Regions from separate parts of the Homo sapiens genome. Here region 1 is linked to region 2. Evidence: chromatin contacts called from ENCODE Hi-C or POLR2A ChIA-PET data. All regions are on one chromosome and are shown on one strand. Each heading gives the region's core, a stretch centred on a gene start or an enhancer-like site at or near the end of the contact. The rest is flanking DNA. Distances are from core to core; before and after follow the strand shown. Region 1 overlaps KIF21A (kinesin family member 21A). Region 2 overlaps REDIC1 (regulator of DNA class I crossover intermediates 1).

The links. A loop is a pair of places that touch in the nucleus more often than their neighbours do. ChIA-PET counts read pairs that join two places held with the same protein, here RNA polymerase II (POLR2A). Pooled maps may share reads with other maps.
Region 1: a loop to region 2 is called in a map of pancreas, with 4 times the contacts of the local background. The contact joins two enhancer-like sites. A Hi-C loop is called at or near these places in 9 of 168 maps with a recorded cell type or tissue (Calu3, GM13976, GM18951 and 5 more), 2 of 37 single-sample maps with no recorded cell type and 3 of 50 pooled maps. POLR2A ChIA-PET finds 5 or more read pairs at or near these places in 1 of 52 experiments (activated T-cell).

The regions. Positions count from the first base shown.
Region 1 is chr12:39,326,878-39,333,205 of GRCh38, forward strand. It overlaps KIF21A (kinesin family member 21A), which reads right to left. Exons shown (of 38, transcript NM_001173464.2): 19 at 6,016-6,230; 20 at 5,714-5,867; 21 at 5,337-5,531; 22 at 4,813-4,914; 23 at 3,869-4,034; 24 at 3,365-3,385. LOC101927019 (a long non-coding RNA gene) reads left to right here. Exons shown (of 3, transcript XR_007063276.1): 3 at 1,185-1,270. Among named protein-coding and RNA genes, the nearest start is that of KIF21A, 110 kb to the right of the region's middle. Within about 2 kb of position 5,079, at least 2 of the 41 ENCODE cell types and tissues checked have a DNase peak (open chromatin) inside an H3K27ac peak, as active enhancers do.
Region 2 is chr12:39,678,961-39,685,386 of GRCh38, forward strand. REDIC1 (regulator of DNA class I crossover intermediates 1) reads left to right here. Exons shown (of 13, transcript NM_001031748.4): 8 at 3,651-4,180; 9 at 4,455-4,524; 10 at 5,907-5,967. Among named protein-coding and RNA genes, the nearest start is that of REDIC1, 56 kb to the left of the region's middle. Within about 2 kb of position 4,336, at least 3 of the 41 ENCODE cell types and tissues checked have a DNase peak (open chromatin) inside an H3K27ac peak, as active enhancers do.

The DNA of each region.
Region 1 (6,328 bases), core at 3,829-6,328, 350 kb before region 2:
CACATGAACACAGAAGACAAAAACAATAGGCTTGCATGCAACAGCTCTGTAAACTAATACAAATAAACCACTGCTATTTCAGAACAACTGTAGTAGACTAGTGAAAAGGGAGAAGAATTAAACATATAAAACTGTTAGGAAGTCAGTAAATAAAACAGCCACAGAAAGTAAACGACTTAAAATGCCAGCGAGCCCCTAACATAGGTGTAGGTTTTTTTAATGTATATTTTATTATAAAAATCATTCAATAAATCTAAAGACAAAATTATGAGCAACATATACATTAAAGAAAAATATATAGGGTTCATCCCCTTTTAATTTTTAATTTTATATAATACAGGTAGGCTATGGCACCATTAGTCAATTGATTCATTTCTCTCCACAAATGTTCTCTTCCTTTCTCATTGTTCAGTAATACTTGGTATTATTACCTAAAATAGAATCATATCTAGGACTCACTCAAAGGGGTTTACTTTCTGAAGTGAAAAAAATGGTGATTTTGAAGGCAATATGTATCTCATTAGAGGGAGGCTCAAGGACTTGCTTCACAGAAAAGATAACTGAGTTCTAAGGTACTGAATTAGTCAGTAACATAGAAAATTATGTTATAAAGAAATGACAAACCTAGCCTCTGTTTTCCATGTGTTTTAACAGCAGGCTAAGATTTGCTAGTATTTTTCTTGCACAGTGTGATGAAATTAAATGTTAAACATCATGCAAGTGCTTCGTAAAAAGCTCTTAACTCCTGCTTATGCCTGTATGCCTTAGTTAGAGATAATGGTGTCTTGACAGAACCAGTCTGGCCAGAGCCCAGAGGATCTCACTCAGATGGTCACCAACTCAGGCCCTCTTCAGGACCAAGTTTGGTCTGAAGCATTATGGTTACCTGGGCAGCAGGACACACAAACAACTCACTGTTGTACTCTCAACTCTGAGAACACAACTCTAGCCCAAGGTTAGCTTCTTTTCTTATCACAATAGCTTTAAAGCCAAAGACAAAACAAAACTCCCAAATACCCTAAAGTTAATCTATATCATTGTAAAGTTTCACAGTCTCACTTCACTGGAAGTTAACCAAACAGTTGGATTTTTAAAAGTCTTCCTTTAAAGTTATTCTTTTAAAAAGTTTTTTATATATATAGCTTCTGTATACTAATTATATATTTAAAAATTTAACATTGCAGCCCCTGAGACCGCCGTCCTTAGAAAGGCCTGCTTGGAAAACTGGACTTTGGCTGACATCTAAAAACAGCTCTCAGAGCGTTCCCAGTCAACTGTTAGCCAATAAAAGTGGCTCACGGTGCACTAGAAACTTCGTGCAAATAATATGGCTTATGCTGAACACTTGCTTTCCTTCTGGAAGTCTAGACTGACAGAAGGTACATATGTCACCCCCCCCAGTAAAACCCTGGGGCACTGAGCATCTACTGGACTTTCCTGGACATAAACATTGCACAAATATTGCTGCGTTTTTTGTTCTGGAGAAAGAAAGCACTCTGTGTGAACTCTTATCGTAGGGAGAGAGATACAAATGCCTGGATACAGATTCCTCCAGAGTCCATCTGTGTCTTTTCCCTTTATGAACATTGATATCATAAATCTTAGTCATGAATACAACCATATGCTAAGCCCTCTGAGTCTTCTAGCAAATCTCTGATGATAGTGGTGACCGTGGGGATCCCAACACAGATATAGAAAAATAAGGATGTTCTTTAAAGGCTACAAAAGTACAACCCTGTGAGCATGGGGCGCTGGCCCTGGCTCATCCTCTACCCTTCAGTTCCCTCATTCCATGTCATGAACTTGCTGCTCTGGAGCATCAACCTGTTTGTAGGCCTCAGGCACACAAAAGTGTGGCTAAATTCCTATGCCTTAGCTTTTGCTGCCCCTCTGCCTGGAGCAACTCTCTGGCCCCAATTCAACCTTGTCTTTTTCCTGACTAACTCTTCTTCACTATGTTTTAGCTTAAATGTCATCTCCTCCAGAAAGCCTTCATTAACTCCTTCATTCTTGTTAGGTAGTCCCACTCTGTGCTCCCATAACTCTACAGATCTCAATCATTGCCTTCACTGCAATATATCATAATCTGTTCATAGTCTCTCCTCCTCAGTAGGGCATCAAGTCCATAAGGACAAAATCAGCATCTCACTCATCTTTGAATCCCAGCATCCAGCCCAATGATTGTGATAAAACTGGAGAACAACTAAATGATTTTTAAAGCAATGTACCTATAACTTTCTAGCTTCTGTGGGTTTAAATTTCATTGTTTTCTCATCTCATGCTTTTTATTTAGCTCCTTTCGTCTAGAGAGAGCCCCAGTCCCTAGGGCAAATTTCTGCCATGAGTCATAGGATACATTAGCTGAATGAGTTCCTACTCTCTGCTTCTGACCCTTCAAGCTATAGAAAATTGAAATTTGTTTGAAAGTTGGAAAACAGAGACACTGCTCATCAAATTAGCAATTTAATATTCTTCTGCACATAAAGACATCAAACAATTTATCTTTCAAGTTAAAAGACAGCATATATTTCTATGAATTGAGCCACTAAGAACAAAGAGAAGGAGGAGGAGAACAAGAAGGAGGAGAAAGATGAAGAAGGGGGAGAAAGATAAAGAAGAAGAGGAGGAGGAGAGAAAGAAGGAGGAACACAATAAATTAAAGTACAATAAAAAAAAGAAGAGGAAGAGGGAAAGAAGAGGAGGACGGACTGGGGAGGAGAAGCAAGAGAGGGAGGGAGAGGAAGAGTGAGAGGGACAGAGGAAGGAGGAGGCAAAGAAACATGCTTGATAACACATGGAATGCAAAAGTGCTAGTTATAATGCCAGGTACTTGAATAGCCTGACCAATATTGTTTCAACCTGTTCAGGTAAAATCCTTTGGATAGTTTTGTTCAGTTTACAATATTTAAAAGTGTGTGCTTAAATTTACAAAAATAAAACAGATAAGTATATATATATATACCAAAGATATATACAGAAGAAAGTTATTTATGAGGTTAAAACCATAGATGTACGTTAATAGATATATTTAAAAATTTTAACGGAACATAAATATTATGTTTTTCTATAAGGAAGAGAAAGAACACAGGGGGTTTATGAAACTGGAGGCACAACTGGAACTCAGATAATAAAAGAGACAACTAACAAAAGCATACTTCTTTAAACATCTAAGGATTTTAAAATCAGGAATGTTTAATAAAAGACTTAGTGTGTTTGTGGGCATGGATACATTTCAAAAAAGATCATGCAAAAACCACTTGACCGCCAATAAAAATCTTTAAAATAAGATGTACCACAATTAGTGTACATGAACAATTAGTAATTCATGCAGCTGTAGGATACACAGAAAGCTAAACATACTTACCTAATGGTACGCTATCTAGATCTGTGTAAATAACAGCAAAAAGGAAACAAAAAGCAATACTCCAATCAAAACAGATCCAATGTTAAAAACTCCCACATAAAACAAGATTATGTACCATTTACATGTAGAATAGATGCCATAGCAAACACTTATAAGTTTATTTTTAAGGCAGTGAGATACGCAGAGTAAAGTAATGAAACTTGGTTACTATTTTAAGTAATTTAGATAACCAATACGAAAACTTGATTGGTCTTCTTTGCCCATAAAAACTAATTGCTCAATAAGGTTAAGTAAGCCATTTTAAGTTGGTAACCATTTCTTGGAATGACAATAATTACCTCGCCAAAATGTACACATGCAAATTAAAGAAAGAATAATTATTAAAAGCATGAGTAAATATAGCATCTATTCAGTCAAGCCATAGGGGAAAGGGATATACTATACCATGTTCAAAAAGCAAAGCTACCATGCAAATTCATTCAACTAAAATTGAGAGCAAATTACCTTGTAAAGCATGGCCTAGTAAAGCATCTAGCTCAGGATTTAATTCTGCCTTCTCTTTCAACATATGGAATAAGAGCTGGTTTTGGGTAGCACTGGTTATTTCTGTTTGTTTGAGTCGACCTTCCAGTACTTTAATTTGAGCCTCTTTCTGGGCAGCCTGAAGACCCTGAAACACAACAAAAAATTATCTTAGGTCATACGAAACAGGATCTACCACACAAAGATCTGTATCAAACAGCAAATGAATATGATATATGGGTTTTGACATCAGATAGACCTCGAGTCATCCCAGCTCCTCCAGTAACTGGCTTAGTGATCATGTACAAGTTCACCTGTCCAAGATGTTATCTTCTGGATTCTCAGTTTCCTCATATGCAAAATGAGATCAATAATAATTACCTCTTAGCACATTGTGAAAATTAAGTGAGATGGCATAAGAACAGAAAGAATCTAACAGTCCCAACATGGAAAAAAAAAAAGTGAGTCAGAAACCATTATCACCTTCAACATTTGGGCACGGTTTTCTTACAGGTGACAAATTAGAGCATTTACATTCAAAATAAGAGAATGATTAAATTATTTTTTCTTTTCTGATTTGCTTTTGATCTGTAAAGAATCAATGTTAAATTAGTTATGATACCAAATTTGTTTGCATGCTGAGAAATTTCTTCTAATTTTTCCTTTGTTAAAGCAAAAGGGGAATTATTTCTTCTTTAAGTTGTTTATCTGCTCTAATAAACAAACATAATGGATAACATGCTAATGAAATTGATCTAAATATTTCTTACTCTTCCTGACTCTAAAGAAAGGTAAAAGAAATACTTTCCAATTATGAATAATCTTCTTCCTTATTACAAAGCAAAGGGTTACTACAGAAAGATAAATAAAACTACAATGAATTAGTCAAAACTTAGATTTTCAGTAACAGTGTGGTTGTATCTTACCTTATTGATGCCCATTGACAGGAAGTGATCTAGCAGGTATCGGGCTTCTGTAAGGGTGCAGGCATTAATGACTGCAGTAACATCCAATGTCTCACCTTCTTCCTGTATAAAATCAGCATAATATGATGACCATTACTTTGAGCTGAAAACAGAAGGCAACAGCCTATTGTTTCACATATTTATTTCCTAGTATTGGGTTAGCTAATGAGATGCTCAGATAAGTGCAATATATGATCATTACCCCAAGAAACATAGGGTTTAGTTGAAAAGACACATTTAAGCAGTTAAGAATTCAAGGTGGGATGTAAAGATGACCCATGTGTTATATAAACAACAAATGTTATCACACAATCAGCAGAGAAATCTGAAAAGCAAGCAGGAAGTGGCATACATGTAAAACCTAAGCATTAGATTAGACCAGGAAATAGAAAATACCTTCATGTAAAAACTGAAAGTGCTTTGAACAATAAACAATACAAAAGTACTTTTCATTAAACCATTACGCTTTTTTAAAAATTACAAACCTTTGCTTCTTCCATCTGCATTATGTTGGCCTGACAATCAGAAATACTGTCATTGATGTAATCGATATTAGCAGTCAGTGACTCCATCTCTTCATTGATATTAGCCACATTTTTATCTCCCTCTCCATTCTCCTTGACTATCTTCTCCCTTCTTTTTGAAAGTTTCTCTCGTCTTTTTGTGAGTTCCTCCCGTTGCTATTGAGAAAGCAGGTTGGATTTTAAGAAATTATGTTCACTTATTTATATACAGTACCATCAAACCCCCCCACCCCCCAAAAAAAACTTGGTAAGTGTTAAATTTACCCAGGGAACAAAATTGGAAGAGTAAAATTAACAGTTAGCTAAGGGGGAGCGTATCTACTCTCTATTTTCCACACCTTGAGGAGTCTATTCATATCTGCCTCCATGTTGGAAATGGTCATCTTCTGCATGATGATGTCTGTGACCCTGCGCTCAAGGAGCTGCCACTTCATGCGAGCTGTCTTGGAAATAAACACTCGGCCAGTCAATCCTTTCCTCTGATATTTTTTCCTATAATCATATAAAACAGACAAGCTCAATTACTTATGCACTTATTTGATTGTGCACTGCCAAATAATGAGCCATTTTTTCATTTAAGTACAACATTCAGTATTAACGGCCAAGAAGATTACATCAGCAGGAACAGAATTATGTAGACCTGTTTCCATTTGTTGCCGGCGTTGGTAAGGCCTGGACTCTCGCCACAGGAATTCTCATTTTCTGCTGGGCTCCTGTCCTTGATGCATCTGTTTCGACAGCAGCTGCACTGGAACCTGTGTCCTGAGCAGGTGCATCAGATGAACTCAGCTTCCGAGTAACTTTCCCAGCCACTTTATCTGACATGGGTCTTACTTGCCGACGAAGAGCCGTAACCTGAAATTGCAGCAAAGGTTGACTCATTCTCTTAGTCTATAGAAATACATCATTTATCTCAAAGTCAGAAGGTTTCTTCCAAATGGTCAGCTTGCTTA
Region 2 (6,426 bases), core at 3,086-5,585:
AGCCATCTATGACACACCCACAGCCAGCATTATACTGAATGGGGGAAAGTTGAAAGCATTCCCCCCAAGAACTGGAACAAGACAAGGATGCCCACTTTCACCACTTCTATTCAACATAGTACTGGAAGTCCTAGCCAGAACAGTCAGACAAGAGTTCACCACTTCTATTGTACGTAGTACTGGAAGTCCTAGCCAGAGCAATCAGACAAGAGAAGGAAATAAAGGGCATCCAAATAGATAAAGAGGAACTCAAACTGTTGCTGTTCACCAATGACATAATAGTATACCTGGAAAACCCTAAGGACTTATCCAAAAAGCTCCTAGATCTGATAAATGGACTCAGTAAAGTTTCAGGGTACAAAATCAATGTACACAATGCAGTAGAACTGCTATACATCAACACTGAATAAGCTGAGAATCAAATCAAGAACTCAACCCCTTTTACAACAGCTGCAAAAAATAAAATACACCTAACCAAGGAGGTGAAAGATATCTACAAGAAAAACTAGAAACACTTCTTAAAGAAATCATAGATGACACAAACAAATGGAAACACATCCTATGATCATGGATGTGTAGAATTAATACTGTAAAAATGACCATACTGCCAAAAGCAATCTATAAATGCAATGCAATTCCCATCAAAATACCAATATCATTCTTCACAGAACTAGAAAAAATATCCTAAAACTCATATGCACCCCAAAAACCCCACAGAGCCAAAGGAAGACTAAGCAAAAAGAACAAATCTGGAGGCATCACATTACCTGACTTCAAACTATACTACAGGGCTATGGTTACCAAAACAGCATGGCACTGGTATAAATATAGGTATGTGGACAGATGGAGCAGAATAGAGAACCCAGAAATAAAGCCAAATACTTAAAGTCAACTGATCTTCGACAAAGCAAACCAAAACATAAAGTGGGGAAAGAATACCCTATTCAACAAATGGTGCTGGGATAGTTGGCAAGCCACATGTAGTATGAAACTGGATCCTCATCTCTCACCTTATATAAAAATCAAGTCAAGATTGATAAAAAACTTTAAGACATGAAGCCATAAAAATTCTAGAAGATAACATCGGAAAAACTCTTCTAGACATTGGCTTAGGCGAAGAATTCATGACCAAGAACCAAAAGCAAATGCAACAAAAACAAAAATAAACAAATGGAACCTAATTAAAATAAAAATCTGCACAGCAAAAGAAATAATCAGCAAAGTAAACAGACAACCCAGAAAGTGGGAGAAAATCTTCCCAAACTATGCATCTGACAAAGGACTAACATCCAGAATCTACAAGGAACTCAAATCAGTAAGAAAAAAACAAGTAATCCCATCAAAAAATGGGCTAAGTATGTGAATAGACAATTTGCAAAAGAAGATAATACAAGTGGTCAACAGATATGAAAAAATGCTCAACATCACTAAAGATGGAGGAAATGCAAATCAAAACCACAATGCAATCACCACCTTACTCCTACAAGAATGGTCATAATTAAAAAATGAAAAAATAATAGATGTTGGCATGGATGTGGTGAAAAGGGAATACTTTTACACTGCTGGTGGGTATGTAAACTAGTACAACCACTATGGAAAACAGTATGGAGACTCCTTAAAGAACTAAAAGTGAACTACCATTTGATCCAGCAATCCCACTGCTGGGTTTCTACCCAGAGGAAAATCAGTCAGTATATGAAAAAGACACTTGCATGTGCATGTTTATAGCAACACAATTCACAACTACAAAAATATGGAACCAGCCTAAATGCCTATCAACCAATGAGTGGGTGAAGAAAATACATACGCACACACACACACACACACTCTCTCACACACTCACACTCCATGGAATTCTACTCAGCCATAAAAAGGAATGAAATTATGGCATTCACAGCAACCTAGATGGAGTTGGAAACTATTATTCTAACTGAAGTAACTCAGGAATGGAAAACCAAACATTGTTACGTTCTTACTTATAAGTGGGAACTAAGCTTTGAGGACACAAAGGCATAAGATTGATATAATGGACCGGGTGTGGTGGCCTACACCTATAATCCCAGCACTTTGGGATGCTGAAGCAGGTGGATCACCTGAAGTCAGGAGTTTGAGACCACCCTGGCCAACATGGTGAAACCCTGTCTCTACTAAAAACACAAAAGTCAGCCGGGTGTGGTGGCACACACCTGTAATCCCAGCTATTCAGGAGCCTGAGGCAGGAGAATTGCCTGAACCCAGGAAGCAGAGGTTGCAGTGGGCCAAGATTGCACTACTGCACTCCAGCCTGAATGAAAAGAGCAAAACTCCATCTCCCACACACACAAAAAAGATTGATATAATGGATTCTGGGGACTCTGGTGGAGGGTGGAGGAGGGATGAGGGATAAAAGACTATACATTGGGTACAGTGTACACTGCTTGGGTAATGGCTGCACCAAAATCTCAGTAACCACCACTAAAGAACTTGTTCATGTAACCAAACATCACCCATTTCCCAAAAACTATTGAAAGAATAATAAAAAAAGATTTACATTTATAGTGTGCTTAATATCTTATAAAGTGCATTTACCTCTATTTTATGTAGAGTAACAGATATTTTCCTCATGTTAATGGTGTATATTAGTGCATACTATATACTGTGTCTTTTGGTATAGCAAAATAACATCATTCTGTCTAAAACACCAATAAGGCCCTCATTGAGAAACAACGTAGGATCATGAGCTGTGAACATTCATGGGTAAAACATTAATCTCTCTCTTTAACAACAAGCTGAGCTCTTTTATCTCTCTATTGCCAATATATGGCCTAGTACCTGGAACAGAGTAGGTGATCATCAAATATTTGATAAATAATTTAAAAATAGTTATTAGAGTTTTAGCAATCTGTGGTTTTTTTTCCTAATTTTTTTGATAACTCCAACCTCTGGAACAACTCACTTCCAAATAAATTTGTAGTCACTGACAATAAAATAAGAAACATCTTGATTTGTAATTATTTTCCACTATATCTTTGATTCTTGTGCACAAATTGGACTTAACCTAGAATTATTTCTGCATTAGAATAGAACTTACAAGTTATCTAACTCATCTAATTAGTTTTTATCTAATTCACCTTATCTCTTGGTTTTATTATGTATATACACATTTGTATTTATATTGCTCTTCCTTGGGAACTTTATAATTGTTTTTATATCCATATTAGGTTGAAAAATATGTTATAATGGTCTCATAACTATTTGATTTTATGTTTTAACACTGGTGATAAATTTTCTCTGCACAGCCTTCAAAACATCTTTCTCTGGTTAAATGGAACAGCAATGACATATAGTGGTTGTCTAGTTTATTCTTTAGATTTTATTATAGAAAATATACTATAGGTTGGTCATGTTTTAATTAAACCTCATGCTAACATTTCATGTTGTAATAAAAAACTGGCCGTAGATTATTTTCTTACTCAATAAGTCATTAGAAGACCACATTAGACAAATTTTCACCCAAAGCAATATTATTTATTTAAATATAAAAAATAAAAACATAGTCTAGGTAAATGTTAGTAGCAACTCAATATGTCCTCTAAGAATTGAAAGTAAGAGTTTCTAAATGCAAATAATCCATGCTTTTCTTGCTAAATATGTTTTTGTTTATCCCAAAGTCTAGGAAATAGGAATTTACTTACTAAAAGCCCTGCTGTAATTATGGATGAAGATTGTAGAAGCACGGATGAAATAAGACAGTCAGACTACATTACTGAAAAACACTCAATACAGCATATTTGGGGGAAAAATGGAAAGGAAGTTTCAAATTTTCTTGAAGATGTGAACCAGTCTACTCCTAACCTTCTATCAGAGAATTGTGACTCTTTTGTTAGTCAAAATATGATCAATGTATTAAACATAGATGAGCAAAGGATAAAGAAAACATTTAACAAGTGTGATTATGATAGTATGGGAGATACTTGTGTAGTCACTAGTTCTGATAAAAACCATGTCACTGACAGATGCATTAGAAACATTTTTACAGTTCCAGAGTTGACTTTTAGTAATTCGACTTTGAATAAAACAAGTTATCCAGAAAAATGTCAGCCAAACAAGAAGTATCAGAGAGAGTATAACAAAAATGAAAGAAATGATCTTAGTACATCTTTTGAGAACGATTACTACCCAAGCAGCTCTGAAAGAAAAGGTTGGTATTGTACATGGAAAATGTAATTACATATTCTTTTTTTCTTTCAGTTTTAGTATATATATTTGTATATTCATACACACACATCTATATATTTGTATGTGTGTTTATGTGTTTGGAGGAAAATGAAACCAAAAATAGAATGGCTTCCTATTATATAACATTGTGGACCAGTGGTTTTCCTCTGTACGTGTCATGTGAATATGCTTTGAATTAAAAAATGAAAATAGACTATGCTAAATTTTTAACTCGGTGCATACTTTTATTTTTTAAGAAAAATTTGAAAATGATTACCAAGAGAAGACACCACAGAAAAGTATTCAGAAATATCCAGCAAACTCTATGTAAGTTTTTAGGTAAATCTGGGGAATACAAATCAGGATCTAGTATGATGCATGATGAATGTTGAATTGATGCAAAGTGAGGTAGGCGTATTGCCATTTGAGGGTGGGCAGGCAACCTGGTCTCAAAGGAGCCTTACCAGGAGTCACAGTGTTGATAATATCACCCCAGTTGAGAGTGTGGTGCTCATATTTGCCAGCTCCCAAATACCTTCTTATCTGAATATTAGTGTTGATTAGATTTGAGGAAATTGATTTAATGTGTTCAAGAAACTCATATCCGCCAGAATGTCAATTTATTAACTTAAAGTAATAAATAGAAAGGGAACATGTATAGGAAGTCTTATTGACATGAAAAAGCATATTTTCTTACTTTCAAACAGCTCTCAGTGGGAAGGTTGCTTGCTTGGTTGGTATAGAATCACTATAGGGAGTGATAGAATTCAGATGTTAGTGGCATAAGCAAGCATATCAGCAGTTTATAGGACAGTGTACATTTTAGGGATAGAGCACTCTTCTCATTGCCAACATTTACCTCTCAGAGACTCCATGTTTTCTCTATGTTCAAGATTACAATCTCCTCTACCCATACATTGAAAACAATTATGTTTCACCAGATTTTTCTTTCTCTTCTTGCAGCTGGTGTACAAAATGTTCTGAGTTTAAGGTGATTTTTACACTCATCCATTATGTGTTGATGTTAAATTTATTCCTTAAAAGTTTGAGAACTGCCTTCCAGGCTTTTCTGAATAATGACCTGCAATTATAAGTAACTAAAGAAAACTTTATTTTAGCTAGTAGTTTCTAGCTAAAATAGTCCTAACTTTCTTGGTAATAGTCCTAACTTTCTTGGTAATAATTACAATTTAGCCAAATCTTTCTGGTTGGAAATCATGAACTAGAATAAATTTTTATTCTGGAAGTGATTTCTTGTGGAATTATTAAAAATATTGATTGATAAAAAGATGCAATTTTAGTGGGATTGGCACTACAAATTAATTAAAACATAGACTTACAAAACATTTCATAAAATTGGCAAATTTGTATTTTTGTTGTTATATCTCCCAATATCTAGAAATTTATGAGTGAAAAAATCATGTTAGGCCTTGAGTTTTAAATGTACCTTATGAAAGCAATTTAGAACATGGTTCCCAATCCTGACTGCAGGTCCAGATTACTTGAGGTAGTGATTTTAAACTATAGAATACCAAGATTGACCCGCACATAATAGGTGGGCTCCTTGGCATGGAGCTTATGAATCTTTATTTTTAAGAAAGCTTCCCATATAATTCTGATCTGAAGCCAAGTTTGGGAACTCTAATTTAGAACAATAATTCCCAGAGGGAACACAACAAACTTTGATACTGTGTATTTATAATCCTTAGGGGAAATATACCTTCGGAAGAATTGCACTCTAAGCAGTCATGGGACTTTGGACTTGATGAGGTAAAGCACAGTCTCACATTATCTTCTCAATTAAGTCAGTTTGTATTACCATATCACATTACTGTATTTAACGTTCACTTTGATTTAAGCTTAACATTTATTCATTAATTTTTATTGGATGGACTCTTTTTCTTATACTTTTTTATTCTGAGGAAATTATAGCTTAGATCTAGAAATAAAAACACGTTTTCAGAGACTGTTAACATGTTTTATTTGAGACAAAATCTTGAGGACATTTTAAACACATTTTTTAAGTATTACAAAACTTCTGTATTAGTTGATTCTTGCATTGCTATAAAGAAATACCTAAGACTGGGTAATTTATAAAGAAAAGAGGTTTGGTTGGCTCATGGTTCTGCAGGCTGTACAGGAAGCATGATGCTGGCATCTGATTGGTTTCGGGCAGGCCTCAGGAAACTTCTAATTATGGCAGAAGGCAAAGGGGGAGCAAGGAGTCTC